Regions from separate parts of the Mus musculus genome. Here all the other regions are linked to region 1. A link is a loop called in an ENCODE intact Hi-C map of the cell type or tissue named here. Cell type or tissue: heart. All regions are shown on one strand. Each heading gives the region's core, and the rest is flanking DNA. Links, peaks and the distances in the headings are about the cores only. Region 1 has its middle 11 kb from the start of Sp7. Region 2 has its middle 8.0 kb from the start of Mfsd5. Region 3 holds the start of Npff (neuropeptide FF-amide peptide precursor).

What was found. Peaks named below come from ENCODE experiments on the same cell type or tissue, not always from the same donor. Only the 100,000 strongest peaks of a DNase experiment are listed, where the experiment ranks them.
Region 2: a loop joins it to region 1, with 8 times the contacts of the local background. A loop is called at or near these places in 8 of 42 quality-filtered maps.
Region 3: a loop joins it to region 1, with 2.6 times the contacts of the local background. A loop is called at or near these places in 6 of 42 quality-filtered maps.

Annotation. Positions count from the first base shown.
Region 1 is chr15:102,371,624-102,382,267 of GRCm38, reverse strand. No RefSeq gene overlaps it. Among named protein-coding and RNA genes, the nearest start is that of Sp7, 11 kb to the right of the region's middle. In heart, for the core only: a CTCF peak has its summit at 4,869 (motif pointing right); DNase peaks (open chromatin) are centred at 4,317, 4,877 and 5,277; H3K4me3 peaks cover 1,860 bases; H3K27ac peaks cover 1,998 bases; H3K27me3 peaks cover 347 bases.
Region 2 is chr15:102,282,148-102,292,791 of GRCm38, reverse strand. No RefSeq gene overlaps it. Among named protein-coding and RNA genes, the nearest start is that of Mfsd5, 8.0 kb to the right of the region's middle. In heart, for the core only: a CTCF peak has its summit at 5,213 (motif pointing left); no DNase peak of the experiment used is centred there.
Region 3 is chr15:102,519,582-102,530,225 of GRCm38, reverse strand. It overlaps Tarbp2 (TARBP2, RISC loading complex RNA binding subunit), which reads right to left. Exons shown (of 9, transcript NM_009319.3): 3 at 9,649-9,751; 4 at 9,013-9,105; 5 at 8,430-8,502; 6 at 8,128-8,245; 7 at 7,675-7,802; 8 at 7,176-7,377; 9 at 6,550-7,041. The coding sequence ends at 6,884. It overlaps Npff (neuropeptide FF-amide peptide precursor), which reads left to right and starts at 5,605. Exons shown (of 3, transcript NM_018787.1): 1 at 5,605-5,719; 2 at 5,955-6,094; 3 at 6,197-6,387. The coding sequence starts at 5,618. The coding sequence ends at 6,299. It overlaps Atf7 (activating transcription factor 7), which reads left to right. Exons shown (of 12, transcript NM_001310067.1): 12 at 1-1,590. In heart, for the core only: CTCF peaks have their summits at 2,094 (motif pointing left) and 4,928 (motif pointing right); a DNase peak (open chromatin) is centred at 4,925; H3K4me3 peaks cover 250 bases; H3K27ac peaks cover 96 bases.

The sequences.
Region 1 (10,644 bases), core at 888-8,887:
GCCCGCTGTTCATCTCTGAAGGAAATGCCCTCATCTTCAGGACAAAGAGTCCGAGAGAGTAAGGTAACTCCCTGGTTATCTGATTCCCAAGGTGGTGTACTTACTCAGTATTCAAACTGCTTTCCAGAGTCACGGCCAAGTGCAGTTGTTTACCAAGGTGTCTTCCGCTAGTTTACACATGCTCCCTGTCACACTTCTAGGAAACTCCTGACATAACAATAAGGGCCTCAAGAAATGTCTTTGTAAGGAAGGCAGGTGGGGTAGGACATGGGAACTTTGGACTCTGGCCTAGGGAACAAGATACCTTTGGACCTTTGTCAAGTGAGTCTCTCAGCCAAGACTGTGAGAAGGGCTAGAACCATTACCAAAAACGGTTCCCAGCTCCAGCCTCTGCTTTAGTACCAATAATTCTGTCATTGTCTCCTACAGAAAAGTGCCCCTATGCTGCCCAGTAGACTGGAGGCCCAGAGGATGCCGAAGTGTACAGTGGCAGCGTCTCAGTAGCTCACTGCTGCCACCTGCTGGTGAGGAGCAACATTGTCGATTCCCTAGGACTTCCTTAGGATTCTCCTTCACAGAATGCTTTGGCATTCCTGGTGTTCCTACACGCTGAGCTGATCGATCTGGACCGCAGGAAGTTTTTTTTTTTTTTTTTTTTTTTTTTTGTCTTGTTTTAACATTTCTTTGTGTGTATACACACATTTTTCCGTGTATACACACATTTGCCACCATTTTTTTTTTCTGGTTTTGGGAGACCTGAGTTAGATCCCAATAGAGATTGAACCCTGAATTCCACATGTGCATCTTGACATAATCAATCTCTCTCCCTCTCCCTCTCCTTCTTTCCCTCTCCTTCTCTCCCTCTCCTTCTCTCTCCCTCCCTCTCCCCCCCCTCTCTCTCTTACACACACACACATACCACACACACACACATTACCCCTCCTTCGCTGTTTTTCAAGCTTAGCACCAATGGATACCATTGGGAACTACACCATGAAGGCAGAATACAATACAGACTTTCTCTCACCCAGAAACAAAGAATATTTCTAATATTTCTAATAATTTCTAGCCTACAATCCCTATTTCATCAATAAATTTCCGTATTATATGAATTGGTCTTGCCTAGGATTCTACAGTACAAAAAATAATAACCCCACTTTTTTTTTTTTTTTTTTTTTTTTTGAGACAGGGTTTCTCTGTATAGTCCTGGCTGTCCTGGAACTCACTCTGTAGACCAGGCTGGCCTCGAACTCAGAAATCTGCCTGCCTCTGCCTCCCAAGTGCTGGGATTAAAGGCGTGTGCCTCCACACCCGGCTAGTTAGGGTTTTATTTTGCTTTTTATCACAGGGTCTCACAATGGAGACCTCATGGCCTGAAACACACTATGCATTCAAACTCGGAGATTGCCCAGCCTCTGCCTCCATGGTGCTGGGTTAAGGTGTGTGCCCCAAAACCTGGATGATGTTTTTGAGATAGGATTTCATTGTGTATCTCAGTCTTGCCTCAGCCTCATGAGCACTGGAATTATAGGCTTTTGCTGTAATGGACTGATGGTGTCATTGCATCTTCCCTGAAAGGGACGCTTGCTGGCTCTCTGTACCTTGTCAGAGTTTTGCTGAGTCTGTCGTACCCGTGTCTATGAGTTTGCCTCTCAACAGACACAGTTTCCTTCCTTTTTTCTTCTTTTTAATTAATTAATTAATTAATTAATCAATCAATTTTTGTTTTTTTGAGACAGGGTTTCTCTGTGTAGCTCTGGCTGTCTTGGAACTCACTCTGTAGACCAGGCTGGCCTCAAACTCAGAAATCCGCCTACCTCTGCCTCCTGAATGCTGGGATTAAAGGTGTGTGCCACCGCTGCCCGGCTTTATTTTTATTTTTTTATTTTTGTTTTATTGAGACAGGTTTTGTCTGTATAGCCCTGGCTGTCCTCAAACTCAGAGCTCTGCCTGTCTCTGCATGCTGGAATTAAAGACATGAGCCCTTACACCTGGTTCCCCCCACCCCCATTCTCTCACACCACTCCTGACTGCCCCCATTCTCTCACACCGCTCCTGACTGCCCCCATTCTCTCACACCGCTCCTGACTGCCCCCATTCTCTCACACAACTCCTGACTGCCCCCATTCTCTCACACCACTTCTGACTGCCCTGAGCTCCACGTAGTTTAAGGTGACTTTGAATTCCTGACCCTCCAGCCTTCAGCTCCTGAGTCCTGAGATTATAGGCTGTACCACCAGAATATCTCCATAATGTTTTTGTTTGTTTGTTTTTCAAATCAAAGTGCATTGCCATCTCCAGGAGAATGTTTTCAACTCTAAGAAAGACCTCAAAACTACAGTCTCTACCATTTGTTAAGTTTCTTTTCTAGGGGCTGGTGAGTTGGCTCAGTGGGTAAGAGCACCCGACCGCTCTTCCGGAGTTCAAATCCCAGCAACCACATGGTGGCTCACAACCATCTGTAACAAGATCTGACTCCCTCTTCTGGAGTGTCTGAAGACAGCTACAGTGTACTTACATATAATAAATAAATAAATCTAAAAAAAAAAGTTTCTTTTCTAGATGTCTCTAATGAAGAATAGCCACTTTGAATTTAATAAAATGTCTTTGTAGTAACCACTGAACTGATGTGTTTTTTTTTCTTGTTTAACATATTAATGAAGCCAGGCTGGGCGGTGATGGCGTACACCTTTAATCCCGGCCCTTGGGAGGCAGAGGCAGGCAGATTTCTGAGTTCGAGGCCAGCCTGGTCTACAAAGTGAGTTCCAGGACACCCAGGTCTATACTGAGAAACCCTATCCCGAAAAACAAAACAAAACAACCCCCCCCAAAAAAATCAAGCATATTAATGAAGCCAGCATAAACCAGAACCAAATAGTGTCATGAGTTTGGGGTATCCTGATTAATGTTTCTTGTGCCCATATACTCATCCCTCCCATCCTTCCACAGTGACCTATATCTTAGACTTGTGGAACTTTCCAGTTTCATATACTTCATACTTCCTCTGAACCAATGAGATGTTCTGAGAAACAGGAGACGATGTTTCCCTATTCTCAGCTTTTCTGAGTGTCTGTTCCAGACTCTATCCACAGACCAACCTATACCCAGCCAGGTAAGAGACAAACAGATGGGAGGCATGATAGTACACACCTGTAACCCCAGCATTTGAGAGATGGAGGCAGTAGGATCAGAAGTTCAAGGCCAAGTATACACAGGAAGCTCTATATCAAAACAAAACAATCCCCCAAACAACCAAAAACAAACAGAAAAGCTGGATGTTGTGTGGTGGTTCACATCTTTGATCTCAGCACTTGGGAGACAGAGGCAGGTGACTCTCTTGTGAGTTTGATGCTAGCCTGGTCTACATATTGAGTTCTAGTTTGTTTGAGACTGTCTCAAAACAAACAAAACTACAACAAGACCCATGATGTCACGTGGTGACCCATGCTTTTTCTTTTTTATAATTTATTTTTATTTTATGTGCATCAGCGTTTTGCCTTCATGAATGTCTGTGTGAGGGTGTCGGATTCCCTAGAACTGGAGTTACAGACTGCCATGTGTGTGCTGGGAGTTGAATTTGAGTCCTCTGAAAGAAGCAGCCAGCGCTCTTAAATCTTAGCCCCAGTTCCACACCTTTAATATCAGCACCCAGGAAGTAGAGGCAGGCCAATCTCTGTGAGTTGGCCAGGGGCTACATAGTGAAACCTTGTAAATAAATATCAGAGGACCAGCAAAGAGGGAGGAAGAGAGGCCTGTCACCAGGGAGGTTTCTTGATTTCCTGCCTGTCCTTGAGAGTCAGCCTAATGTTTGTTCTTCCTCAGGAATCAGAGAACTGCTCCTCTTTGCTCTCTTTGATTTTGGCTGTCATATATAAACTTAGTGGATGGATACCCTGCATTTCTATAATGGAACCAGCTAGGAGGTGCCCTCAGAGAAGCAATCTAATACCTTCCTAGGGTGGTATCCCGTTATTTTTGGATCTCTAAAGTCTCCTCACGAAGCAAAAAAGGACCAAGAAGTTAGACGGGGATGGGGTGGGGTGGAGATAGCATGTGGTGATATCTGTGGGTGTGTTGACTTTCTAAGACTCAGCCTGTGGTTCCTGTGTCGCCACGAATGCCCATGAGTGTATGACTGTGGCATGTGGTGTGTGCCTATGTCAGTCTGTGTGTCAGGGCAGGGGCTCCCTGTGGTGTGCAAATGTGTTGGGAGGGGGGTGATGGGGAGAGCCTGGCTCCTTTGCTTCCACCCCCATCCCTGCTCCCATCTGGCCTTGATCAGTGGGTCCCTGGGGAGGGAGCCGCGGTTTCGGATACAGGAAAATGTTCCAGGAAGCGGCCACTGTGCTGAACCCGGCTTGGGCTCCCCCAGCGGAAATTGTTACAGGAAGGAGGAGGGGAGGGAGTGTTGCGATAGGATTAAGGATGGAGGAGGGTGGCTCTTGGCTCCTCTCTGGATGGGATAAAGCTGAATAAGTTGATGGGAATCTCAGGTCAGCCAGGATCCTGGATGCTACCACCTCAATCATTTAATGCAAAACTGGGAACTTGGAAAATAGGGTCCCTTTCCCTTTTTATTCTCTCGAATCCTTTTTATAGTTCTATTACCTACCATGAATGCCAGCTGGGACCAGGATACCTGGGTATTGCCTGAAAATGACTTGGCTTGGTGAGGGGCTAAAGAGTCAGCCCCTCTCCTCTCCGCATTGAAGGGGCTTTGAAGCTCATGTCCAGGACTGGGAGGGATGCCTAATTGGGATAATGGAGGTTAATGGGGCGCCTGGAGGGGGTGGCCACGCTTCTAGATCAAAGAAGCCAGCTCTTCCCAACCACCACAGCTGGAGGTCACAGCTGGAGGGGGAGGGGCAGGGACTCAGAGCCAGCCAGCAGGGGGTGCTCTGGCCTCGGAATGCTTGTCCTCTGGCGTCTCAGGCTCCTTCTTCGATCTGCTTTTGCCCGAGAACGCTTATCCTGAGGTTCTGAGTCCTCTTTTTTGGGTGCTGGGGAAGAGGGAAAGGTCAACAGGATGTCAACTTCCTCAGGTTGTTGCAGGGTCCCAAAGCACTAGCTTTAGATCCAGTTTGGAGAAAGCCAAGGCTGGGAGGCTAAGTTTATAAGGGAGGCAGAGAAAGACCCGACTTGGCATTGGGGGTGTTGGCTAGGATGGAGGCCAAGGGGCACCAGCGCTTCCCCGCCATCGCCCCCCTCCCCGGGGTTGGCGCTCCCTCTCGGGCTCTAATCGGCGCGGCGGCCGCAGCGGGCAGAGTCAGCGCCGCCAGTCTCCGGGACGCGACTCCCAGCAATTGTGGTCGGGACCGCAGATATGCAGCTGCCTCCTGCCCGGGCGCCTGGCCCGGCCGGCCCCGCCTGCGCCCCGCCCCGCCCCCAGCCGGCCCGCCCCTTGCCTGCCAGCAGCACCGGGACACTGAGGCATGCAAGAGGTCCCAGGTGGCCAGCGTAAGCGGTGGAGATGCCCCAGCCCAGACCTCACTATGTTCATTGTCCCTCTGCCCGCTCTGTTTCTCAGCTTTAGCTGGAGGCTTATACTTTCACTGTACGCCTTGCTTCGAGCCTCCTCTTGGAAAAAGTCGAACAGTGCTTTGATGCTTTGAAATGCAGGGGAGGGGAGGGATGTCTGACTGAGATGGAGGAGGAGGGTGGAGATGGGCGCGATGGCGGACTCTCATTGACAAGGGCAGCGGGGAAAGTTTCTAAGTAGAGGAGAAAAGGACGGAATGGGAGAAGCAGGGGCGAGTGTCAAAGGGTAGGAAAATAGTTCTTTAGAGGCACCCCAGCCATTCAGGGGCTTCCTGCTAGAATGCTGAGAGAAAACGCTCAGATACTGCACTGGCCCCTTCCTCAATGCTGAGCAGAGCCACTGACTATCCAGAGCTATTCTCAGCACTGAACTTTAAAACCTGCATGCCTGCTCATTTTTCCTGTGAGGCTGGCTCTCCTTTCCACCCCGTACACTTTGACCTCTGGCTTGGTGTGATGACACCAATTGCCATCCTCATCTCCAGTTTTGTCCTCCAGCAACCTGTGATGAACTAACACGTATCATGTATGAAGCAAGTACTAAGCGGTGGATACTGTTTATAGTTAAGGGATAGAGGTGTAGTCCAGTGGTAGTTATAAGTGTAGTCTGGTAGTAGTTATAAGTGTAGTCTGGTAGTAGTTATAGGTGTAGTTTAGTTATATTATAGGTGTAGTCCAGTGGTAGTTATAGGTGTAGTTTAGTGGTAGAGCGCTTATGTAGTTTGTGTGAGACCCTGTGATTGATGTCTAGCATCGAGTGGGTGGTCCAGCATACATTTCTAATTTTTGTGGGTTTTAAAAAATTAGCCAGGCCGTAGTGGCCCATACCTTTAGCCCCAGAGCTCAAAGGCAGAGGCAGGAAGATCTCTGTGAGTTTGAAGCCAACCTGGTCTACAGAGTGAGTTCCAGGACAGCCAGGGCTCACAGTGAAACCCTTTCTCAAAAAACCAAATAAACCAAATTGCTTTTGAGTGTGTGTGTGTGTGTGTGTGTGTGTGTATGTGTGTGTGTGTCACAATGCATATGTGGTGGAGGTCAGGAGTCAGTGCTATCCTTTTACCTTGTAGGTCACAGGGATAGAATTCAGGTCCCCTGGCACGATGGCAGGTATCTTTACCCACTGAGCACTGTGCACAGTTTCAAATCATTATAACAACCTTGAGAGATGACTGTCTTGTTTCTCCTTTCTACAGAAGAGGAATCCTAGGTTAAACAGTTTGCCCAAGCTTGCACCATACTAAATGGCTGACAGACACAGAACTGTCGGGCTCTAAGACCCCCTTTCATGCTCATCTTTGCAGCCAGGGCTATCTTTTTAATATACAAACATTTCTATATGTTGTCCTGGGGATTAAGGTCACATACCTTGCATAGCTGATGAGACATTTCCCACCCCCACTTTCTCTCTCATGTTCTGGGGTGGAACTCCTGGGATCTATGCTTGTGAAACACTCTACCACTGTCTACAGAATCCAACCCCCACATCCCCTTTGTGTGTGTGGCAGAGCTTCACTAAATTGCCTATGCTGGCCGTGGGCTCTTGAGTAGCCCGCAGTCTCTGGAGTAGCTGGGAATACAGGCCCATTCCACGAGGCCTGGTTCAGCCTTCACCCTATGCTCCAGTCATATGCACAGAGGTGCTAACTCTTCTTACCCTGGAACAATGTGCATTTGCAATATTTCTATTTTGTTGTTGTTTTCTTGGAGGACGGAATGTCGGGATATAGCTGCCTGACCTGGAATTCACAATTCTCTTGCCTTTCTGCCTTCTGTCCCAATTGTCGTAATTGCCAGTGTGTTCAACCTCACCCCGCCAGACCAAGTCTTATTTTTATTGAGCCTTGAGCCTTCCTTCCTTCCTTCCTTCCTTCTTCCCTTCCTTCCTTCCTTCCTTCCTTCCTTCCTTCCTTCCTTCCTTCATACCTCCCTCGTCTCCTTCCATTTTCTTCCTTCTTTCCTCTGGTAGAATCTTACTATGTAGCTCTGGCTAGTTTTAAACTCATGGCACCGCACTCCCTCTACCTCAGCCTCCTAAGTGCTAGGACCACCTTCAGCTTTTTTGGTTTCTTTATATGGTTTTCTTCTAGCCTTCCACTACTGACTTAGATCAATTCTGTCTCCTGTAGCACACACTACTTGCTTTAATTAAAAGGCTTCCTCTTTTTGTTAGTTACAGGATAGTTTGTGAGGCACAGAACTGGATCAGTCATGTTTATGGTTGCAGACCTGTGTGCCTAGCTCTGTGTGCTCTGCATAAAGTAGGTGTTTGCTGAGTGAGTCAACTCTCTGTAGACTTACCCTATATCTCTCATATAGCTGTGATCCTAACAACTAGAGCAACTAGAGCAGGGCTCTGCCTATTCAGCATGTAGAAGATCCTGAGTTTAATCCCCTGACATGAGAGAGAGAGAGAGAGAGAGAGAGAGAGAGAGAGAGAGAGAGAGAGAGAGAGAGAGGAAGTTAGTTAAAGATTGGAATGTAGCAGCTGGACGCAGTGGCACATGCCTTTAATCCCAGCACTCGAGAGGCAGTGGCAGGCGGATTTCTGAGTTCGAGGCCAGCCTGGTCTACAAAGTGAGTTCCAGGACAGTCAGGGCTATACTGAGAAACCCTGACTCAAAACACCCCCCTCCAAAAAAAAAAAAAAGAGCAGTGTATGTTCATTATCACTGAGCCATCTCTCCAGTACTAAAGATGCTAATATATTTCATGTGACATATTTCGAGGCATACTTTTTCTCTGAAAATAAAATATGGAACACTTCATGAACTTGTATATTGTCCTCACACAGGGGCCATGTGGGTCTCTGTGTTGTTCCAAGTTTTAATACCTGTGCTGCAGAAGGGTTACCCAGGGCATTCCCCAGAGACTGAGAGGGTCTTTGTTCAATACTGGCCTGTGGAAACCCAACCAGGGTAGCATCACATGATCCCAGGGTACACACATGTTCCCAGGGTACACACATGTTCCCAGGGTACACACATGTTCATAGGGTAGCATCACATGTTCACAGGGTGCACACATGTTTTCAGGGTAGCATCACATGTTCACAGGGTGCACACATGTTCACAGGGTGCACACATGATCCCAGGGTGCACACATGTTCACAGGGTACACACATGTTCACAGGGTGCACACATGTTCACAGGGTACACACATGTTCCCAGGGTAGCATCACATGTTCACAGGGTACACACATGTTCCCAGGGTAGCATCACATGTTCACAGGGTACACACATGTTCTCCTGTTTCCAGCCTGGTCCTCTCTGTCCTTGCTTCTTCTCTCTCTTGTCATCGTTCTCTCTGATTCTGAGCTGTTTCCCCCAAATCTGCAGTTTCATTTCAGGGCTCAGATGTCAACCAAGGAAACTGAGGTTCAGAGAAGGAGAGAACCAAGACTTGGAGCCCTGTGGCTGCCAGGAGTCAGAGAAACCTGTATTGTGTATGCATACTTGTTGGGGCGGGGGACTTCTTTTCCAAGCTGGATGGAGTTTGTCCCCCTTATCCCTTCCTGTGCCATCAGCTTTGCCTCTGAGCTCCAGATTCCTCAACGTCAAATCAAAATGCTAGATTGGGGCACTAGATTGTGTCCAACTCCTAAGCCCCAAGCCTACGAGTGAGTTCTTCCCTTGACCCAGGGAAAGTTTCTCTGGTTTCCAGCTACTGCTCTTCTGTTGTTAGCAGCTGTTCTTCACAGCTCTTCTCTGTGTCCCTACTGGGTGTCTATGTTCTGTTTTCCTGTCTTTGTCTTTTTTGGGTTTTGTTGGTTTTGTTGGTGGTGGTGGTTTTGTTTTTTAAAGATTTATTTATTTATTTTATTTCTATGAGTACATTGTAGCTGTCTTCAGACACACCAGAGAAGGGCATCGGATCCCATTACAGATGGTTGTGAGCCACCATGTGGTTGCTGGGGATTTGAACTCAGGACCTCTGGAAGAGCAGTCAGTGCTCTTAACCACTGAGCCATCTCTCCAGCCCCCAGTTTTGTTTTTAAATAAATCCTTTATTTCTTTATAAGGTAGGGGCATGTGGAACAGCACACACACACACACACACACACACACACACACACACACGCGCGTGCGCGCGTGGAGTCAGTTCTTTCCATGTGGGTTCTGAGGTTCAAACTCAGGGTATCCGTTTAGCAGCAAGTATCCTTCCTTTCCCATGGAACTGTCTGGCTTATGTCTATTTTGGTTTTTCAGTCTGATGTCACCCTAACTCATATTGGACCAGAACTCAGTATGGAGCCTAGGATGGTCTGGAACTTGTGGCAATCCTCCTGCCTCAGCTTCCTGAGTGCTGTGATTACGACCATAGGCCAGCGCACCTGGCATCCTTTCTTCTTGAGATGTGTTTTTTACCATGTCATCCAGGCTGGCCTTGAACTCACGATCCTTTCCCTCCTCGTAATGGAGATGATAGTCTCAGACCCTGCGTCTGGCTCCTTTTGTCTTCCCATTTTCCTATCTCTGGGTGCCTTCTTCTTTCTTGACCCCTCTAGATTGCCTGTCATTGGAGTCACCATCGGAGGGGAGGGTTGGGCCTGGGTGCTTGGGGGCGGGCAGTGGCCAGACTAGGGGCTTGGGACATGAGTGCAACTTTCCAAGCTTCTCTTCCAGGCCCCTGTGGTTGGGGAGGCTCCACAGAGGGAGAGATGAGTCAGCGGGGCCACAGAGCAGGGGGGCAGGTGGGTGGGGTAAGGATGCCTGGGGTTCCCCAGGGCCGGGGAGTCTGCTAAGGCCATCTGGGTCTCTGTACTCTATGGGTGTGGGTACTAAAGGATCAAAGGTTGCTCCTGTCCTGGTAGGATGGAAAAAGAGCAACATCTTGGTGTCTGTTCTTAGATTTGCTTGTTCGCCTTCTCAGATAGCCCAGGCTAACCTTGACTTCACTATGTAGCTGAGGGTAGATTTAAACTTCTGATTCCCCTGTCTCTATTCTCCCAAGTATGGGATCACTTGCCTATGTGGAGATGCTGTGCTGACAGGAGTTTGAGTGGGTTCACAGGGGAGCATCAAGGTCATTGTATCTGTGCGCATGGGTGTGTACTGGTATGAACAGGAATCAGGGAGCCTTATCGTCAAGTGTTGTACATACAAATGT
Region 2 (10,644 bases), core at 1,697-9,696, 90 kb after region 1:
CATAGACTTAAATATTTTTAAAAGGAGAAGGGGGCATAGGAATATGGGTTGAGTCAAATGTATTAGAAATAATTAGGGATGTATAATATAATTAGGAATTATTAGGAAGAATTAGGGTTACATCCCTTTTGTGTTGTTTTGTTTTGTTGAAACAGGGTTCCTCTGCGTATTCCTGGCTGTCCTAGAACGCGCTCTATAGACCAGGCTGGACACAAACTCAGAGATCCCTTTGTCTCTGCCTCCCAAGTGCTGGGATTAAAGATGTGCCCCACCACCACAATCAGCTAGGGCTACATCCTATAATGAATCCTATGGAAGTAAAGTTTTGTGTGTGTGTGTGTGTGTATAGCATATATGCTATACACACACACACATATATACATACACAGCATATATATATATATACACATATACATTTACACAAATGCATAACTAAATATGAATATATACACATATGTGTATATATATATGTGTGTGTGTATGTATGTGTATATATATACACACACACACATATATATATATATACATGATGTCTTAGGGATAAGACCAATACACAGTGTACTAGCTGGTTTTGTGCATCAACTTGACCCAAACTAAAGTCATCAGAGAAGAAGGAGCCACAGTTGAGGAATGCCTCCATGAGAGCCAGCTATAAGGCATTTTCTCGATTAGTGATCAATGCAGGAGGGACAACAGCCCATAGTGGGTGGTGCCATCCCTGGTCTGGTGGTCCTGGCTTCTATAAGAAAGTACACTGAGCAAACCACCACGTGGAGCAAGCCAGTGAACAGCACTCCCTCCTGGTCTCTTCATCAGCTCCTGCCTCCAGGTTCCATTCCTGCCTGAGTTCTTGTCCTGACTTCCTTCAGTGATGGACTATGATCTAGAAGCTGAATAAACCCAGGTTGCTTTTGTGTCATGGTGTTTTGTTGTAGCAGTAAAAACTAAAGAAGATACATAGATTTCGTTTTTGTTTTATTTTGTTTTGTTTTTAAGATAGGATCTCCTAGGCCATCCTAGAACTCACTGAGCTTAAACTCCTGATCCACCTGTCTCTGCCTCCTAAGTACTGTGATTACAGATCTGGAGCACCACACTTAATTACAGAACTTATGTATTTATTTATTTATTTGCAGTGCTATGGATTAAACCTAAGGCATTGCTCATGCTAGGCAAACCCTCTATCACTAAGCTATACTTAAATTTTCCAACATAATATTTTTAGCCAAACCTTGGATTTACTTTGTTTGTTGTTCTTGTTGTTGGGGGGGGGGTGGATTTTTTTGAGAGTTTTTCTTTTTCTTTTTTTTTGGGGGGGGGTGTTTTGTTTTTGTTTTGGTTTTGGTTTTTTTTTTTTTTTTTTTTTTTTTTTTTTTGGTTTTTTGAGACAGGGTTTCTCTGTATAGTCCTGGCTGTCCTGGAACTCACTTTGTAGACCAGGCTGGCCTCGAACTCAGAAAATCCGCCTGCCTCTGCCTCCCAAGTGCTGGGATTAAAGGCATGCACCACCACACCTGTCTGAGAGAGTTTTTCTACAAAGCCCTGGCTATCCTGGAACTCACAGAGATCTGTCTGCCTCTGTCTCTCTAGTGCTGGGATTTAAAGATTACAACACACCTGGTTCGTCTGTGGTTGTGTTTTTTGTTTGTTTGGTTTAGTTTTTTGAGACAGTGTTTTTCTATGTAACAATCTCTGTAGACAGGCTGGCCTTGAACTCACTGAGATCCACCTGCCTCTGCCTCCCAAGTTCTGGGATTAAAGGTGTGTGCCACCACGTCCATCTTGCATCTGTGGTTTTTGTTTTTTTGTTTGGTTTTTGGTTTTTGGAGACAGGGTTTCTCTGTGTAGTCCTGGCTGTCCTGGAACTCATTCTCTAGACCAGGCTGGCCTCGAACTCAGAAATCTGCCTGCCTCTGCCTCCCAAGTGCTGGGATTACAGGTATGCGCCACCACTGCCCAGCCTTGTTGTTGTTTTTTAAGATTTATTTATTATGATATCTAAGTACACTGTAGCTGTCTTCAGACACCAGAAGAGGGCATCAGATCTCATTAAGGATGGTTGTGAGCCCCCAATGAAGGAGCTAGAGAAAGTACCCAAGGAGCTAAAGGGGTCTGCAACCCTATAGGAGGAACAATAATATGAACTAACCGGTACCCCCCCCCCCAGAGCTGGTGTCTCTAGTTGCATATGTAGCAGAGGATGACCTAGTCAGCTATCAATGGGAGGAGAGGCCCTTGGTCTTGCAAAGATCATATGCCCCAGTACAGGGGAATGCCAGGGCCAGGAAGCTGGAGTGGGTGGGTTGAAGAGCAGGGTGGGGAGGGTATAGGGGACTTTCAGAGAGGAACCTAGGAAAGGGGATAGCATTTGAAATGTAGATGAAGGAAATATCTAATTAAAAAAAAAAAAAGATGGTTGTGAGCCACCATGTAGTTGGTGGGATTTGAACTCAGGACCTTTGGAAGAGCAGTCAGTGCTCTTAACTGGTGAACCATCTCTCCAGTCCCATATATATGGGGTTTTCTTTGTTTGTTTGTTTTTGTTTTTTCGAGACAGGGTTTCTCTGTGAAGCCCTGGCTGTCCTGGAACTCACTCTGCAGTCCAGGCTGGCCTCAAACTCAGAAATCTGCCTGCCTCTGCCTCCCAAGTGCTGGGATTAAAGGCATGTACCACCACCGCCCGGCGCATCTGTGTTTTTAAAGACTTATTTTATGGATATGAATGAGTGCTTGTATGTGTATATATGTAGCACATACATGTCTGGTGCCCAAGGAGACCATAGGAGTGGGGTTGGTTCATCTGTAACTAACATTACAGGAGTTGTGAGCCTTCTTGTAAGTGTGGGAACTGAAACCATCTCTCCAGGTCCTCCATTTTAACAGTGATGACCCATGGGGCTGGAGAGATGGCTCAGTGGTTAAGAGCACTGACTGCTCTTCCAGAGGTCCTGAGTTCAATCCCCAGCAACCACATGGTGGGTCTCAACCATCTGTAATGGGATATGGTGCTATTTTCTCGTGTGTCTGAAGGTCAGCTACAGTGTACTCACATAAAAAAAAAAAATCTAAAAAGAAAAAAAGATTACCTTGCTGGCCCTGACAGTAATTTACATACAGTTCTTGAAAAGCTGCTTTCTTATTTTGCTTTTGAGACAGGGTCCCACTGTGTATCCCTGGTTGGCCTAGAATTCAGAGACACTTCTGCCTCTATGACCCCAACCTCAGGGCTAGGGTCAAAGGTGTATGTCATTATTCCTAGTGAAAAAAAGTGTTTGGCCTAAGAGAGCATCTCAGTGGATGGACATATCTGTTTAGAATGACAGGTCCTGATTTGAACCTCAGAACTATAGTTACAAAAAGCTTGCCAGTAAGCTAGAACCATAGCTCAGTTGAGGCTAGCATGTACAAAGCCCTGGGTTCAATCCCCATCACCACATAAAACTAGAAATACTAGCAAATGTCTCCCAGCATTTGGGAGGTAGAGGCAGAAGGATCAGAAGTTCAAGGTCACGGTTATTATACAGAGAATTAAAAATTTGCTTAGGCTACATGAGATGCAATAAAAAAAAAAAAAAAAGCCATGTGGGGCCTGGACAGATGATTCAGCAGTTAACACTGGCTGCTCCTCCAGAGACCAGGATTCAATTCCCAGCACGCAGGTGGTAGCTCACAACTATAACTCCAGTTCAGGGGGATCTGACACACTCATACATGTTGAAGCCTGCCCGGCTAAGCATAGCTTTTATTACTTTGTTCCATGCATGCCATTCTTTGACAGAAGAATAAGTTGGCCCAGCAGGATCAAGCTGACCACATACCCAGTTATGTTATAATGATGATGATGATTGCAAATCCCCCAGCTGTAGCCTTCATTCAGGGCAAAGCAAGATAGAGGGCAGCTTAAACTGTTATGTCTAAAGGACTGAAGAAACTTGGAAGAAGGCCGACCACCCTGCAGCCCCCACTGTATCTGCTTATGAGCTCCTTATGTTTCTTCCCTATATAAACTGACCCTGGATAGAGTTCACCCTTGTTGCTTTTAGCTCTCGAGTCTGAGCTATGGCCCTGATTGATGAGTCTTGGAGTATGTGTTCAATAAACTATCCCTGTCTGACTGACATCAATGTTCCTCTGGTTTGTAGGGTGACTCCTGGACTCTAACAATACACACATACATGCATATGCAGGTAAAATACAACCAATGATCATAAAATAAGTAAGTTATTTTTAAAAATCACGTCAAGGCTGGGATGTGGCCAAGCACTTGCTGAGCATATAAAAGACCGGGAGTTCAATCTCCAGCACCACACTCATACACAGACACACACACACAGCAAAAAAATGAATAATATGATATGTTTATTTTTAAGTTATGTGTCCAGGTGTATAAGCCACATTGCTGGCAGTGGAATGACAGACAGGTGGTCGAACCTCTGTGCATGGACACTAGAGATTGAACTTAGGTATTCTGGAAGAGCAGTGTATGTCCTTGACCACCAACCTCTCCCTCCAGTCCAGTATAATCCAGTTTTTCTTTAAAACATTGCTGGGTCCAGCACTCACTCAGGAGGCAGAAACTGACAGAGTTCAAGGCCAGCCTGGACTACAAAGCCAGTTCTAGGACAGTCAGGCCCATACAATGAGATTCCATCTCAATTAATTTATCAATTAATTAACTGACAGATATGGTGACACACAAACTTAATCCCAGCACTTGGGGAGCAGAGGCAAACAGATTTCAGAGTTTGAGGCCAGCCTGGTTTACAAAGTAAGTTCTATGTCAGCCTGTGGTATATAGTAATTCCCTGTCTTAAAAAAATAATAAAAATTAAGGCAAAGGGAAAAATAATATAATAATAAAATAATAAATAACGACGGGTCTGGAGAGATGGCTCAGCAGTTATGAGCACTTGCTTCTCTTGCAGAAGACCTAAATTCAGTTCCTATCACCCACATGGCAGCTTACAACTGCCTGTAACTCCTTCTCCAAGAGATTTGATAACCTCAGTTGACCTACATGGGCTCCAGACACACATGTGGTACACATACATATATTCAGGCAAAATATTCAATACACATTAAAAATAAAATTATTAATAGGGCTGGAGAAATGGCTCAATGGTTAAGAGTATCATCTGCTCTTCCAGAGATTCAATGGCCAGTAACCATATGTTGGCTCATAACCATCTATTCTGGGATCTGCTGCCATCTTCTGGCATGCAGGTGTACATACAGATAGACTACTCATACATAAAATACAAAAAAAATCTAAAAAAATTTAAAAATACATTTTAAAATATTTATTTACTTTTATGTACATTGGTATTTTGCCTGCATGAATGTCTGTGTGAGAGTGTTGGATCCTTTGGAACTAGAGTTAAAGATAGTTGTTAGCCACCATGTAGGTGCTAGAAATTGAGCCCTGGTTCTCTGAAAGAGCAGCCAGTGATCATAACCCCTCAGCCATCTCTCCAACCCCTTAAATACATTAAAATTTTTTTTTAAATAGAGGGCTGGAGAGATGGCTCAGCAGTTAAGAGCACTGACTAGCCGGGCGTGGTGGCTCACGCCTTTAATCCCAGCACTTGGGAGGCAAAGACAGGCAGATTTCTGAGTTTGAGGCCAGCCTGGTCTACAAAGTGAGTTCCAGGACAGCCAAGACTATACAGAGAAACCCTGTCTCGAAAAAACAAACAAACAAACAAACAAGAACACTGACTGCTCTTCCAGAGGTCCTGAGTTCAATCCCCAGCAACTGCATGGTGGCTCACAACCATCTTTAGTAGGATCCAACACCAACTTCTGGTGTGTCTGAAGACATTGACAGTATACTTATACATAAAATAAATAAATAATCCTTTTAAAAAATATCTTTAAAGAAAATGTTTCTCTATATACCCCTGGCTGTTCTGGAACTAACTCGTGGAGTAGACCTGTCTGGCCTCAAACTCAAAAGAGCTCCCTAACTTTGCCTCCAGAGTGCTGGGGTTAAATGCATGCACCTTCACCACCCAACAGAGATAAGACATGTTTTTATAACTGTAGATCTGACCCCCAGCATGACACTCTAGGCCATTTAGTATTTTTATTCTGTGTTTTTTTTTTTTAGAAATTTATTTATTATATATAAATACACTGTAGCTGTCTTCAGACACTTCAGAAGAGGCATCAGATCTCACTAAGGATGGTTGTGAGCCACCATGTGGTTGCTGGGAATTGAACTCAGGACCTCTGGAAGAGCAGTCAGTGCTCTTAACCACTGAGCCATCTCTCCAGTCCCTTATCTGTGTTTCTATAGAAACATGGTAACAGACAATAATAAATTGGGTTTAGTGCTCACTGGTAGACTGCTTGCTTCATATGAGCAGTCAGGACACGTGAACTCCGTCCCGGGTACTATACAAAGAAGGCAGGGAGAAGGATGTCGTGGTGAAACCTGTAATCCTAGCACTCAGGAGGCTGAGGCAGGAGGATCACATTTGAGGCCATCCTGGGCTACATACAGTTTCAGGATATCCTGAGCTATAGAAATAGAATGAGATCTAAACTGAAAAGCACCACACGCCTTTCATCCCAGCACTGAGGAGGCAAAGGCAGGCAGATGTCTGAGTTCCGGGCCAGCCTGGTCTACAGAGTATGTAGCCAGGGCTATATAGAGAAACCTTGTTTCTCAAAACAATCAAAAAAAAATCAAAAGGATAAATGTAATACACACCTGTAGTCTTAGTACTTGGAAGGCTGAAGCAGGAGGATCAGGACTTTAAGGTGAAGTCAGAAAGATGGCTCCACGGGTAGAAAGGTGCATGTTGCCAAACTGACAACCTAAGGTTTATTTCTCTGTCCCTCACGATGGAAGGAAAGAACTGTCTCCTACAAGCGGTCCTCTGACCTTCTCACTCATGCTATGGCAGCCCCACCCTGCTGCACACACATTACATACACACAAATAAACTAAATATAATAAACTAATTTTTGAAGATTTTAAGATCATCCCTGGCTACCTAGGATGTACGCCTGCCGTGATGAAGCACACCCTCTGTTGTTGGCTTGCTTGTTTTTCGAGACAGGGTTTCTCCGTGTAGCTCTGGCTGTCCTGGAACTCACTCTGTAGGCCATGCTGGCTTCAAACTCAGAGATCTATTGCTTCTGCCTCCCAAGTGCTGGGATTAATGGCGAACATCCAACACCTTTAGTTCTAGCACTTGGTAGGCAAACACATGTGGAGCTGTGTAAGTTCAAGACCAGCCTGGACTACAAAGTGAGACCCAGCCACAAACAACAACAAAACAGAGAAAGAGAGGAGAAAGGAGAGAGATGGGAGGGAGGGAGGGATTGGGTTAGGGAATGGAATGCACAGCCTCTCTCCAAGAAGACTGCCAGCCAGGCCTATAGGACCACCCCCAGTCCATTAGGTTCTGTGGGGGTTTCTCCCCCCCCCATCTCCCAGAGAGAAGTATTGTGCCTAGATGGATGGGAAGGATCGGGAGCTCTTGAGGGAAGACTGTGGTCTGCATCAAGGCTGACCCCAAACTGACCTTCCCACTTGAGGAAGAGGAAAGGAGTTCAAGTGGAATGCACTGACAGTCCATCTGCGCGCACACCCAAAGCAGAGGGTCACTTGGATAGCCTGCTTCTTCCATCTGGGCTAGAACCAAGAATAAACACTGCTGGGAATCCCCTGGCCATGGGGATGCGCTGCAAAGCTCTGCTTCTCTTACGGCCCCCATGACTATTCACTCTCATCCCCCAAGCCTGATAAACTCAGCTGTGTTACAAGAGTCAAGAACTAGGATGTGAAAACAAACAGCTGAGGTTGGGGGTGCAGTTCAGCAGCAGCGCACTTGCTCAGGGTGTGTGAAGCCCTGGGTTCAGTCTCCCAAATCGAAAAAGATAAATCAAACACTTAGGCAGTACTTAAAATGTGGGCCAAGTACAAGGACTTAAGCACAGTAATATTTAATCTTCCCAAGAGCCCTATAGGGTAGAAACAACCATGCTGTTCTTTCCATTTCACAGATAAGGAAACTGAGGTGGAGAGTGGGGGAACTAGATTTGAACCAGGGCTCTCTCCCACCCCCTCGTTATTGTTTGTTTGTTGTTTTTCAAGACAGGGTTTCTCTGTGTACCCCTGGCTGTCCTGGAACTCTCTCTGTGGACCAGGCTAGACTTGAACTTAAGAGATCTTCCTGTCTCTGCTGGTATTAAAGACACACACTACCAGTGCCCAGCTTGCTTTGTTTGTTTGTTTGTTTGTTTGTTTGTTTGTTTTTGAGAGAGCCCAGACTGGCCTTCAATTTGCTTCATAGCTAAAGATGGCCTTGAACTCCTGACCCTCCTACCCATACTCCGTGAGTGTTGGGATGTCTATGCTACTTGACCTCAGTTTGTTTGTTTGTTTGTTTGTTTGTTTGTTTGTTTGTTTGTTTTTTGAGTAAGGGTCTTGCTACATAGCCCAGGCTGGGTTCCAAGTTGCTATGCATCTTAGAATGACCTTGTAATCTTGATTGCACAGCTCAGCCTCCCAAGTGGTAGGAACACTAGCATGAACTACTATGCAAAGGATCAGTTAGCTCACTGTACAGGCTCAATACAGCGCACATGTGGGGAGTTAGCATCTCATCGGAACCATAGGAACCCACAGATGGATCAGACTGCAGAGTCTAAATGCTCTCACCCTGGTCTGTCTCCTGGGGCAGAGCTTGGGACAGAGGAGCAAGACTAGAGACTAAACCACAAGTGTGTGAGAAACCATAAGGCATAAGCACTGTGTGTCAGGTGAGGGTCACAGCCTGGCAAGAGGCAGGTTTCATCTGTTTACCATTCATTTGCTACACAGTTTTAAGCCAACTAACAACCTTTCACATGTACTTTCCTTTCAGCCTTAAAAAAAAAAAAAAAAAAGCTGACAGTGACAGGGTCCTTAAACTTCCTTCCAGAGCTTTGGGCAGAGTCTGACAGGAAAGAATACACCCTACTCTTATCTGACCCTTTGACACAAGCTCATCAGGGACAAAATTAAAGGAACTTCGTAAGTTTCCCTTCTACAGGACTTCCTTATCATTTAAAAATATGAGCCCCCCCCCCCCGCCCCTTTATAGCTCCAGCGGTAAATACTACTGTCATCTATAAAACAAGTCACTAGCTAGGCATCTGTAATTCCAGTAGGCAAGGGAGACAGGCCTCTGAGACTTCATGGCCAGACTTGTCTACAAAGTCAGTTGAAGGCCAGACAAAACTACATAGTGAGACCCTGTCTTTAAAAACAGAAACTAGGGGCTGGAGAGATGGCTCAGCGATTAAGAGCACTGACTGCTCTTCCAAAGGTCCTGAGTTCAAACCCCAGCAATCACATGATGGCTCACAACCATCCATACAGCTACAGTGTACTCATATACATAAAATAAATAAATCTTAAAAACAAAACAAGAACAAAAAACAGAAACCAACAACAACAATAAAGCCAAATCATTAACTAGGCTCTAGATTCCCATCTAATAGGCTTCTGCATGGGTGATCCCTGACTAGGTGGATGAGAGGGAGGCTGTTTCGTCTCCAGGCATGCTCTAGGCATCAGCTTGTTGTACACAAGTGGGAGGCTCAAGTGAAAAGAGATTACATGATAGGAAAAGTCTACAGATAACTATAAAATGCATCTCCGTCTAGCTCAACAGGGTAGAAAAAGGAAGTTAAATGATTGCAACAGACTTTGTTTTGTTTAGCCTTGAGATAAATAATGGAGGGAGGGAAAAATGATACCTGTTTTTGTATTTATCCTCAACTTCCACAGCCTGGGTGGGGAGACACTGCCTTCTGCTGAGTGTACACTTGTACCCTGGTGCAGAAACTCCTCCCCCAGTTTACACTCTCTCTCCACACAGGCTGGTAGAGGACCTGGAACATCCTGAATTCTTCTGAGACCCAAGGAGAGGTAGTGAATTCCTTCTAGAACAGGTGGGTCCTCCAAACCCATCACAAGCACATTCCAGGACACACCCTTATGCCACTGTCCTCCCGCGGTCCTTCACCCCAATCCTTCTTAGAGAAGGCTCCGATTCCCTTGAGAAGCTTGGGTTCTGCTGGGAGGAGGAACGACAGATATGATCAGAGGCGAGGCAGGGAGGGGCCCACAAAACTGGTGTTCCAACTGGTACAGTTTCCTGCCACGATGACTTGCTAGCCTTTACCTAGGCTGGGTGGGGAAGAATCAGGTACAGACAAGACATCTCAGTCCCTCACCCTTTACCACTCTCTTCTTGGCAGCTTTTTTGTTTTGTTTTGTTTTGTTTTGTTTTGTTTGGAGACAGGTTTTCTCTGTATAGCCCTGGCTGTCCTGGAACTCACTTTGTAGACCAGGCTGGCCTTGAACTCAGAAATCCGCCTGCCTCTGCCTCCCGAGTGCTGGGATTAAAGGCGTGCACCACCACGCCCGGCTGCTTATGTTTCTTGAAGGAACTCAGGACCTAGTAGGTCCGGATGGCCCTGGACAAATGGGGCATTTGGGTCATGAAAGCAGAAAGCAGAGAAGCATGCATGCTCAGAACAGCAAGCTTATTCCTACAGGAAAGGCTTTTGTTTACCGTCATGGGGTAGTCACCAAAGCAGCCCAGAACACTGGAATCTTTGTTCAAGGGCTGAGTATATTGG
Region 3 (10,644 bases), core at 1,525-9,524, 150 kb before region 1:
GCTATGCTTTCTCCTTTCTTTAGCCATGTTTGACCAGGGTGGGAGGGGTGGTGGGACAGGACAGGTGAGGATCCTAAAGCCTATCAAAAGACCCTACCCCACTCCAGTCCAGCTAGACATTCTTCTTACAAATTCTGTTTCTGTCTGTATATGTGCATATGCATAGACAAATCCCCCTATTCCACCAGCCTGGTGATCCATAGGAATGAGCAGTGCCTGCTGGCCACATTCCCACCGTTTGCACTGTTACTTTGAGGTAAAATCCTACCCTAGAATGAACAAAGGCTGGTGAAAGTAGGGCAGATTAAGGCAGCTTATGTTCTTGTAAATGCAAGTTTCTATTTCAGCTAGTAGGTGTTTTCTTTTTCTGTTTTGTTTTTTAATGTAGAGCTGGTAGGCTATAAGCCAGCAATTGTGAGTAAGGCTTTAGCTATTAGTGGCTGTGAGCACTAGTTTCATTGACTTTACCTTAGGGCAGTGGTTCTCAGAACATGGTCCAAGAACAACATCAGCAGCACCATCACCTGAAGAGCTTGCTAGAAATGTACACTCTGGGCCATCCCAACCTCCTGAGTTGGCCACTCTGAAGGTGAGCTTTAACTAACAGTCTCTGCTGCTAGTTCACACTAATGCATGACAGTCCCTAGCGGACAGGCTGGGAGCATCTTAGCTCTGGGATGACAACGATTACTTTAAATGTCTTCTCTGCCTTAGAATTGATATTTTTATTTCCCCCAGTCCTTCCTTCCTCTTCCATTAAAACAGCCACCACCACATTACTCATCTCAAATTCTAGGTTGGTCTTCCTTCTAGTCTTAGCTCTAAAACTCTTGCCTGCATTGGTCTGGACTCATATTTCCTTGCAGGCTACTAGTTCTGCATTCTTGGTGACTTTAGCCAGCAGGAAGGCCAGGAGTGGTGGTGGCATATGCCTTTGATCCCAGCACTTTTGAGGGAAGCAGAGGCAGGCAGATCTCTTTGTGTTCAAGACCAGTCTGGTCTACATAGGGAGTTCAAAGCCAATCATAGCTATGCAGTGAGACCCTGTCTCAAAACAAACAAACAAAATCAGCAGGAGCCTTAGTTGTCCATTTCTTCCCTGTGCACACACCACATCTCTTACAGGAAGATTAGCCTCCACCCCCACAGTGGAGCCTCCTACATCCTGATAGAGTATATGTTGAGAAGCCATGTGTATCTATGAATATAGCTCTGTTCTATATCCTTTTGACATGTAGCAATACCTCTCCATCCTCAAGGAACTCAACCCAGTCTGGGTCTCCCCAGGCTCCAGTGGTAGACTCTGACAGGTGGGAGGATACAGTGCTCTGGGCTGTTTTGTTACAAAAGTGTCTTCTGTCCTTTCCCTCCTCCCAATTCAGCATGACCCCTGTGAGCAGGCTCTCACAATCTCCTGGGGCAGGGCTGAGGCAGGGGCTTTCAGCTCTTCTCCATAACTATCCCTTCTTCCTTCCCCCATGCCATTTAGCAGTTATCACCCAGCCTTGCCTTCTCCCTCCATCCCTTGCCCTGACATATACTGTGCCTTATTTATGCTGCAAATATAACATTAAACTATCAAGAGAATGACTGGTATGTTTGGTGCTTCCCTACGCAGACTCATGGGGCCCATTGGTCACTCCTAGAGACTCAGTAGGCATTTGTGTCTGACCATCCTCCTCCTTCCACTTCTTAGGGCAGAACTAGCAGGCTCTCTCTGCTTTCAGTAAGTAACATGGTGTTGGAAAAGGCACAGAGTTCAGATCTTTAAACTGCCTCAGAGCCAAGGCATCACAAAAAGACTGACCAATGGGAATACTGAACACCCTGGCTCTTTCAGTGTTTTATGCTCACCCACTTCCAACAATTGAAAGGAAGAAAAAGTCCTACTCCCAAGAAAGGGGCTTGGGAGTGTACAAAGAGGTAGACAAAGTCAAGCTTTCTCCAGAGACTAGAAGGAATAGCTGAAGAGATGGCTCAGTAGTTAAGAGGAAAAACTGCTCTTGTCTCAAAAGATCCGTTTGGTCCCCACACCCATGTTGGCTAGTTTACCACCACCCTTAACTCCAGCTGCAAGGGATCTGGTGCCCTCTTTTGGCCCCCACAGGCACTGCACTCACTTGCATAACCCTTCCCCCAGCACACATATACACAATTAAAAAGTTAAAAAAAAAAAAATTAAAAAGAGAAGAAGATTGGAAACTCGAGGCAAACTTTGTAAAAGCAGATTAAAGCTCACAGGAGAACAGGTAATGATCAGGGTGAGGAAGACGGACAGGTGAGCCACTGATCCTTTCTGTGTCTGTGTCTTCCACTAAAAGTGGAAACCACCAAGGAGACAGACTGAAGAACCTGACAAAAGACAGAACAGGTACCTCTAAGGTTCCTTGGTAGAACAGATCTACTGGGTTGGTGTCTGGTGAAGGACTCAGAGCCTCCTTAGGAAATGGAAACACTTACTGGCCATCACTGTGTGGGCCCCAGCAATTAAGGTACTTACTGCCAAGCCTGAAGACCTGAGCTTGATCCCTGGATACATGTGGTGGGAAGAGAACTGGCAAGGTGTTCTCTGAGCTCCACATATGCTCTGTGGGGCATGTGTCTCCTTCTCCCCAGGTAAATAAATGAATGAGAAAGTGGGTGGGGAGCACACAGTATGTCCAAGAAAGAGAGAACATTACCAAAAGCTAAGACAGAGTCTGGAGGAAGACTGGAGAGGTGGCTCAGTGGTTAAGAGCACTTGTGTTCTAGAGGACTTGAGTTCCGTTCCATTTAGGTGGCTCACATCTGGAATTCCAGCTCCTCAGACACCCGCTCTTGCAGATATACAATTAAAAATTTAAAAAAAAATTTTTTTTAAAGATTTATTTATTTATTATATGTAAGTACACTGTAGCTGTCTTCAGACACTCCAGAAGAGGGAGTCAGATCTTGTTACAGATGGCTGTGAGCCACCATGTGGTTGCTGGGATTTGAATTCTGGACTTTCGGAAGAACAGTCAGGTGCTCTTACCCACTGAGCCATCTCACCAGCCCCAATATTTTTTTTTTTTTTTTTTGAGACAGGGTTTCTCTGTGTAGCTCTCACTGTCCTGGAACTCATTCTGTAGACCAGGCTGGCCTTGAACTCAGAGATTTGCCCTACCTCCCAAGTGCTGGGACTAAAGGCATATGTCACCACAGGCCAGCTGAGATCCTGTATTTAAATAAATAAGTCTGGAAGGTGATAAATAAAACTAAGTCTAGAAGATGAGAATCCTAGCACACAGGTTAGGATGATTAATTTTTGTTGAGGTTAGAAGTGAACCAGCTTCTTTGTGAACTTAGTAGCTTCAGCCCAGACTCCGGTACTGAAGCAGCAGTGCAGTGAACACAGGGTGGCTGCTGTGAGACTGCTGTGTACGCAACCCATCTGCTGTTCAGGACAGCTTCCTGTTCACAGGGTTAGGTTTTTTTATTGTTCTCTGGGTGCTGGAGATTGTGCTCAGGGGCCTCCAGCAAGTTGCCTCTTTGTTGTTTTTTTGTTTGTTTGTTTTGTTTTGAGGCAGGGTTTCTCTGTGTAGCCTTGGCTGTTTTGGAACTAGCTCTGTAGAAGAGCCTGGCCTCGACTCAAAAAGATCAGCCTGCCTCTGAAGTCACACAGTGAATTTCGAGAGCAAAGATAAAATACGAAATTTCTGCCAGGTGTGGTGGTGCACATCTGTAATCCCAGCACTTGAGAAACTAAAAACAGAGGCCAGCATATTGGGCTACATACAGAGTCTCAGGCTTAGAAAACCAGACAAGCTGGGCACTGTGACACACACTTTAATCCCAGCACTTGGGAGGCAGAGGCATCCTAATCTACATAGTAAATTCTAGACCAGCCAAGGCTAAATGGTGACACCTGTTTCACACACACACACACACACACACACACACACACACACACACACACACACACACACACACAGTGGAGACAGGAAAAGAGAGAGGTGGGGAGAGAAACCGAGAAGACCCACAACAAAAGCAGCAGTGAAATATTTCAACTATAATGTATGACAAGCTCTACAGGAAATCTTGAGACAAACCTTACAGAAAGGTTCACCCAAGCCTGGATGCATTGTATTCTAGAACATCAGAAACCTGATCTAGAAGGTCTCCCTCTGCAGTAGAGCACCTGCCTACCATACACAAGGCTCTTCATTTGGACTTGATTCCCAAGAAAGAAATTTTAAAATGCCACTTATCCGCAAACCTAAAATGTAAGTTGGTTCCAATAAAGTACTTCCCTGTTGAGCAAAGAAGATGTGGATACATGGTATTTCTCCAAATATGTGAGGGGCTTTTACATATGACTGAGAGATAACCTGAGACTCCATTGAACAAGCTAGGACCTCTGGTAGAGGCCACCAAGAAGCTAAAGCCCACTCAGCACTCTCTGGAGATGGTAAGTTCCCCAGGACTGGAGTGGGAGGACAGCAAAGGGAATCACAGTTGACATTTTGAAAACACCGGGTCTGTGCTTTCCTACAAAATGCATCCCAAATGTTTCTCCTAGCAAGTAATTCATTTTACTGTTCCCATATGTAAGTGAGGAAAAAAAGAGTGTGAGCAGCTTGCTTTGCTCATGGGGTAGAACCCCGACAGTCCTTCTTCTGTTTAGGCTAGAGACATGGTACTCTGACACCTGGATTTGCAAGTGAGGTTAGGACTAGCTCCTTTAAAGGACCCTTCCCTGAACTGGAGTGATTGTCTGTCCCTAAAGCAGAACCCTAGTCGCCAGCTCCAGTAGTATATTAGAACCAGAACCAGGCAGAGCCCATGCTGACCAGACGGAACTGGAAAAATGTCACAATTCTGGGCCCCAAAGAACTAGGTCCTCAAGTCCTAGACAAAATGTATGGAAAGGGAAATGGCTGGACGTGGCAGTGAAGAGTAGTGGCCACAAGGTGGCAGCAGAGTTTCAGCTGTGGAGGCCCAATCCCCAGTTCTCTTGCAAAGATGGGCCTGTCCACAAAATTTACAGGCCACCTCTACTCAGTAAGGCTCCAAAAAGAGTCTCCTATCTCTCACTTAACTATTCACAGGTAAATCTTAAAGGGTAGTGAACCCACATTTAACCTGACTAGAAGCAGTGGGGATTGAAATGGGGCTGTGGTCCTGATCACCCATTCCAGGCAGGAGTAGGGACCAAGCTGGTTCACCCTAGCCTGCACTTAACACTAGTTCCTTCCCATCCAGGACATAATGCCCAATTCTGACAGGAGTTTCTCCAGTCAGGAACAAGAGGTGATCAATTGAAGCTTCTCCAATCTGTTGAAGGATTGGAGGTTCTTCTAAGGTTCCCCCAGGGTCTAACTCTGACAAACTGTCTGCAATTAATGATGCTTCCTGAGCTCCGGAGACAAGATTTATGCATCTAATAAAGTCTATATAACTCCAGGCTTAGGCTGGGGGGGAGGAAGCTAAGAGCAGAGAGTCCCCAGGGGAGTACGGGAGGGGGGGTCCCAGGTGGCTCTTAATAGAGCCATGCATTTCCATTGCTTGTCTAGATTTCCCCCCAGGCTGCCGGTGAGGTGGGGGTAGGGACATCAGGTATAAGAAGACCGTGGGCACTCAGGAGGCAGATGGCAGCATGGACTCCAAGTGGGCTGCTCTGCTGCTGCTGCTACTGCTGCTGCTGAATTGGGGCCACACTGAAGAGGCAGGGAGCTGGGGTGAAGACCAAGTCTTTGCAGTGAGTGAACATCCTGCTGCCCCATCCACCCAGCCGCCATCTCTCCTTCAGCTGAAACTTATGATACAGGGTTTGGTGTTCCCCAGGCTGCTAAGGTCTTCAAAAAGTCTGGCTTCTAAGGGAGGGAAATGGCTTCTCAGCCCACGCAAGTTTCCCCTAGAAGCCATTCTTTCCCTCCATGTCTTCAGTGTACAAGACACTGCCAGGTTCCTTCCCTGCCACTCTCTCATCACAGGGAGAAGATAAGGGACCCCACCCACCACAGTATGCCCACATTCCAGACAGGATCCAGACTCCTGGGTCCCTCTTTCGTGTTCTGCTCCAGGCCATGGACACACCTAGAAGGAGCCCAGCCTTCCTGTTTCAGCCCCAGAGGTGAGTTCCAAAGGGAAGAGGCTGAGAAGGGTGGAGGGCAGAGGAAGATGTGAGAGAAGGTGAGATGGAGGGAGTGCCAACTAAGGATGAATCTCTCCTAAGGTTTGGCAGAAGTGCATGGGGGTCCTGGAGCAAGGAACAGCTAAATCCGCAGGCCAGACAGTTCTGGAGCCTGGCCGCTCCTCAGCGCTTTGGGAAGAAGTAGCATCGTCAGCTGTGATGCCTGCATGCAAAACCACTTCCCCATGTTCCCTGTGTGCCCCCAAATAAAAATGGTCCGGCTGGCTTCAGAATCCCTGTGTTTGGACAAGACTGTCAGGGAGCAGGTGGGAGCCCAAGGGCAATAGCTGTAGCCCCCCTTCACCTCCACTCAGTCTCTAGCCATTCTGTTGTTAAGGATCCCCAAGGCTACTACTGCACCTTGCCTCCTCTCGGTAACAAAAAAGAACAAGGGGTTCAAAAGGAGAACAAGCTCACCATGTTTATTCCTTATACCCTCATGACCCAAGGCCAGAGAGAGCAGGGTTTTGGAAGCCAAAGAGCAGCATTTATTCAGGACTCCAATAGATTCATCCATCACCCACGGAATGAGGACAAATCCTGTGCTGGCTGGGGCCCTGTGGTTCATGGCTCCTTGCTTGCCTGTGCCTTCCTCAGTCTCAAGGCAGACAGGCTGTGTCAGAGGTAGAGATGGCACCTCTGGAGGGTACCAGAGCTAGGTGGATACATGGACCCAGGGGCAGAAGGAGCAAGAAGTAAAAGATGCATATCCATCACTGCAGTGGGATGCTACTTGCTACCCGCCATGATCCTGAGGTACTGTAGGGCGCGGTGAGCAGCATCACCTCGGGCTGCCTCCCTGGTGGTTGCAGAACCATAACACACAGTGGCTGGCTGGGTGGACAGTTCCACTAGGCACTGGCAGAGCCCACTCAGGCTCAGTTCCTCTGGAAACCAAGAAAGAGAAGGGAGGCACTGGTGGGGAAGGGGCACCAAACAGTGTACACATCACCCATCTCCCAACTCCTTCATACTTGCTTTGATCCAGTCCCCTCCATCCCCAGTCTCTAGTTGGCCATACCAATATCCAGATAGCTGACATGGAAAGCCTGCTCCTCAGAGAGCTCACTGAGGACACTGCAGCAGGCAGAGCCCAGAGCCCCTAGAGAGCCCACGGAGCAACTGCGAAGGGATAGGATCTTTTCTCCCACAGAATTCCGCAAGGAATCCCAGGTGCAGCCTGGCCCACGATTCCTCAGTCCATCCAGGCGGGAGCTCACGCCCTAATGAGATAAGAGTGAGAAAGCAGCTAAGGACTGTGGGACCCAAGAACTGGGTATTATGCTCTGACTCCTGGCAGCCTTCCTCATCCCAGGAAAAGTTGCCTATAGGGGCTTTGCCCTAGGCCAGCTTTCACTAGTGACCCTACATATAGGCTGAGGGGACTTCTGGGCGCACAGGTTCAAGGAGCCCTGGGAAGGAAAGCAGGCCCATACTCACTTCCAAACCACAGACCCAACCCAATTCCGTACCATGTCCTGCAGTGTGAACCACATGTCGAGCCCACACAAGCCACTTACAATGGAAAAATGATCGTCATCAGGCTCTGCCTCATTGCCATCCCGGGCATCCAGAGGTACAGTGTGCACTCGAAGGAGCATCTTAGCTGCTGCGTTACGCTTTGCCAGCTTTTTGGAAGTGCCACTGCCTGAGGGTGGGGAAGGAATTGTTCAACTTGGGGATTCCTAACAGACCAATGCTTTCCCTCTAGGTTAACTTAGACAGTCACCCAATGAGATACCACTGCAAAGAGGAGCTCAAGGCCTGATCTTTTTAACTGAGGAGTTGGTGAGCCAGATAAGAGGGGGAAAGATGGGCAGGGACAAGGGAGAGACAGGAAGGCAGGAGCTGAGCAAGGACCTGCAAAGCAAAGGAAGCTGGGACAGAGCACAGCCAGGCAAAGAACCACCTTGTGTTTGGGGTTACAGTGTGGCAAAGAGAGAAGGTGAGTGAACCCCCTTTTCCCCAGTTACCAATCTCAATGAAACGCTCCACCCGGCAAGTCATGGTGAACTCTTTGCGGTGAGCAGGCCCAGACTCTTGGGTCACCATGTACTCTGGCAAACGCCAGCCTTTTTGCACCACCAGCTCCTTGAAAGAAAACCATAAGAGAGTCCAAGGCTTAGTGAGGAAAGGGTCCTTAGCCAATGGCCTTCTACCAAGAGCCTCCACCTTTGAGTGAGAAGGAGGACCACCCTACCCACAAGTGCACACGCCCCTGCCTCAGCCCTACTTCAGAGAAGATAGCACACATGACAATGAAGACGAGGCACACCTGCAGAGCACCGACGGGGTTGCACTCAGACTGCTGAGGAGAGACAGGGGGCTGCATCTCCATGGGAGGGCTCCTAAAGAAAAAAGGGCCCAGGCCAGTGCTGAGGAAAATGCAGAGGTTCCTCCTGTCCTGGTCATGGATCAAGTGCCAGCCACTACCACCTCCCAATTCCTCACCAGGCAGGCAGCTATCTGTCCAAACATCTAGCCTTTCTCCTCCCTCCCCACACCCCACCAAGTGAGGCTCTGCTACTTCCCAGGAGCACTTAGATGTGGAAATCCTTCAGCAATGTCCCTGTGATGGAGGTAAAGGAGCTGTACACACAGTCCTGGAAGTACCTTTTGGGTCTCAAACATGGAGCCTCTAAGATGTTTAAACAATCTAACATTCATTGCTTGGCTATTTAATCATCATAAATTACCTCCTAGCTCAGGCTTACCAACCAGCTGGTGCAAATTTTTCAATTACACCAGTCTGTCTTTACTCTCAGGCTTCCTCATCCTGACCTGCCTGAGTCCAAGAGCTATGAGACTAGAAGCCAAGACCCCCTCCTTCCTCCAAGACGTCAGGGGACTCAAGATACCTGGTTAGTACAGCAGATGGAACAGGGGCAGCAGCTTCTGCAGCAACGACAGGAGTGTCCTCAGGCGGTGAAGAGTCTAGGAGAGAAAAAGAACTTCCCGAGGGGAAGAAGGTCTTGGATTCACACCCATGTAGAAGGGAATGAGGGTGTGAGGTCCTTCTGACCTTTCCATCCCCTGAGAACTCCTTCCCCCCGATGCAGACTCGGAGAGCCTCAGCAACAGCTCTTCCTCCTGGGATCCTCTGCTGACCCCACACTGGCTCAGAAGCACTGAGGTTAGGGTGGGGGCTCAGAAAAGAGTCTCTTTCTACCCAACAAGCTGCAACCTGAATGTGGAAGAGGGAAAGCCATCTTGCTAGAAAGAGGGGGCATGCCAGGACCAACTTTATCAGTCTTTGCCTCCACCCCCTATGCCCTTTTCTCATGCCCCAGAGCAGCCACCACCCATCAAAGGGGGCTGGCTATTACTCTGAGGCACTCTAGAAACACCCTGTTCAGCTTCAGAGGAAATTCTCAGGAAGGGGCCACGAGAGGGTGGCCATGAGTCACCAGACCAGGCTTAGGGAGAGAAGTAGATAGTGCAGAGGCCTGGGTTCTCAGCGGGCTTCTAGTGTGCCTTGGCTGTTCCTCCCTCACCTGCTGTCCTCCAGGGCTGGTTCCAGCATGCTCCCCCCTTTGAGGTGTTTGAGGGCCACCTCAGCTGCCTTGTGCTTGGCTGCCTTCTTGCTGGGGCCCTGACCTAAGAAAAGGGGCGTGGGCAATACTGGAGGTCACCGGCAGGACAGCAGAGAAACCAGCCCCCACAGCCTATCTCCTCATAGCCAGAGGGAGTGAGAAGAGCCCTCTGACCAACCTCCCCTGTCAGAACTGGAAGGGTTCTACTAATTGTTGGACTAGCCTTTTTCCTAGTTAGCATTAACAGTCAACTTGGCACAACCTAGGATCTAAAAGGATCTGAAAGGAGAGCCTTAACTGAGGAATTGCCTACATCAGCCTGGCCTGAGGGCATGTCTGGGGGTGGGTGGGGGGGATGGACTGATAGTTAATTGATGCTGATATGCACAGCCCACTATTGTGGTACCACCCCTAGGCAGGTGGTCCTGAACTGTGTAAGAAATCTAGTAGAGTATAAATAAGCCAGCCAGCCAGCATGGAGTATCTGCCATTGTTCCTGCTGTGCTTCTGTGGCTGTGAAGTGAGTTCCTTAGTCAGAAGTAGCAAGAATCAGATTATTTTCTTTGGTCTTGACTGATAATGTGAGTTTCTTCCTTAGCTTCCCTTAGTCATGAATGTAACCTGAACTGTAAACCTATCAACCCTTTTCCTCCTCTAAACTGCTTTTAGTTTCGGAGCCTTACTACAGCAACAGAAATGGGCCTTGAACACCTCCTCTTTCAGTCAGCTCCCGTAATGAAACTGTGCCAGGCAGGATTTTTGAGCTCCAACACTGGTGGGTTGCGGAGGGATGTTTTGCTCTGTCTTTCTTTCCCCTTTTCTCTTCCCTCGGTAAATAGGAAATAGAGACAACTGAGGGTCTGAAGTCAAAGCTCTGCTCTGCCACTTATTACATGTGAACTGGAGCCTACCATTTAATTTCTCATACTAAGTTCTTCGTGTTCAATGTGAGGCATG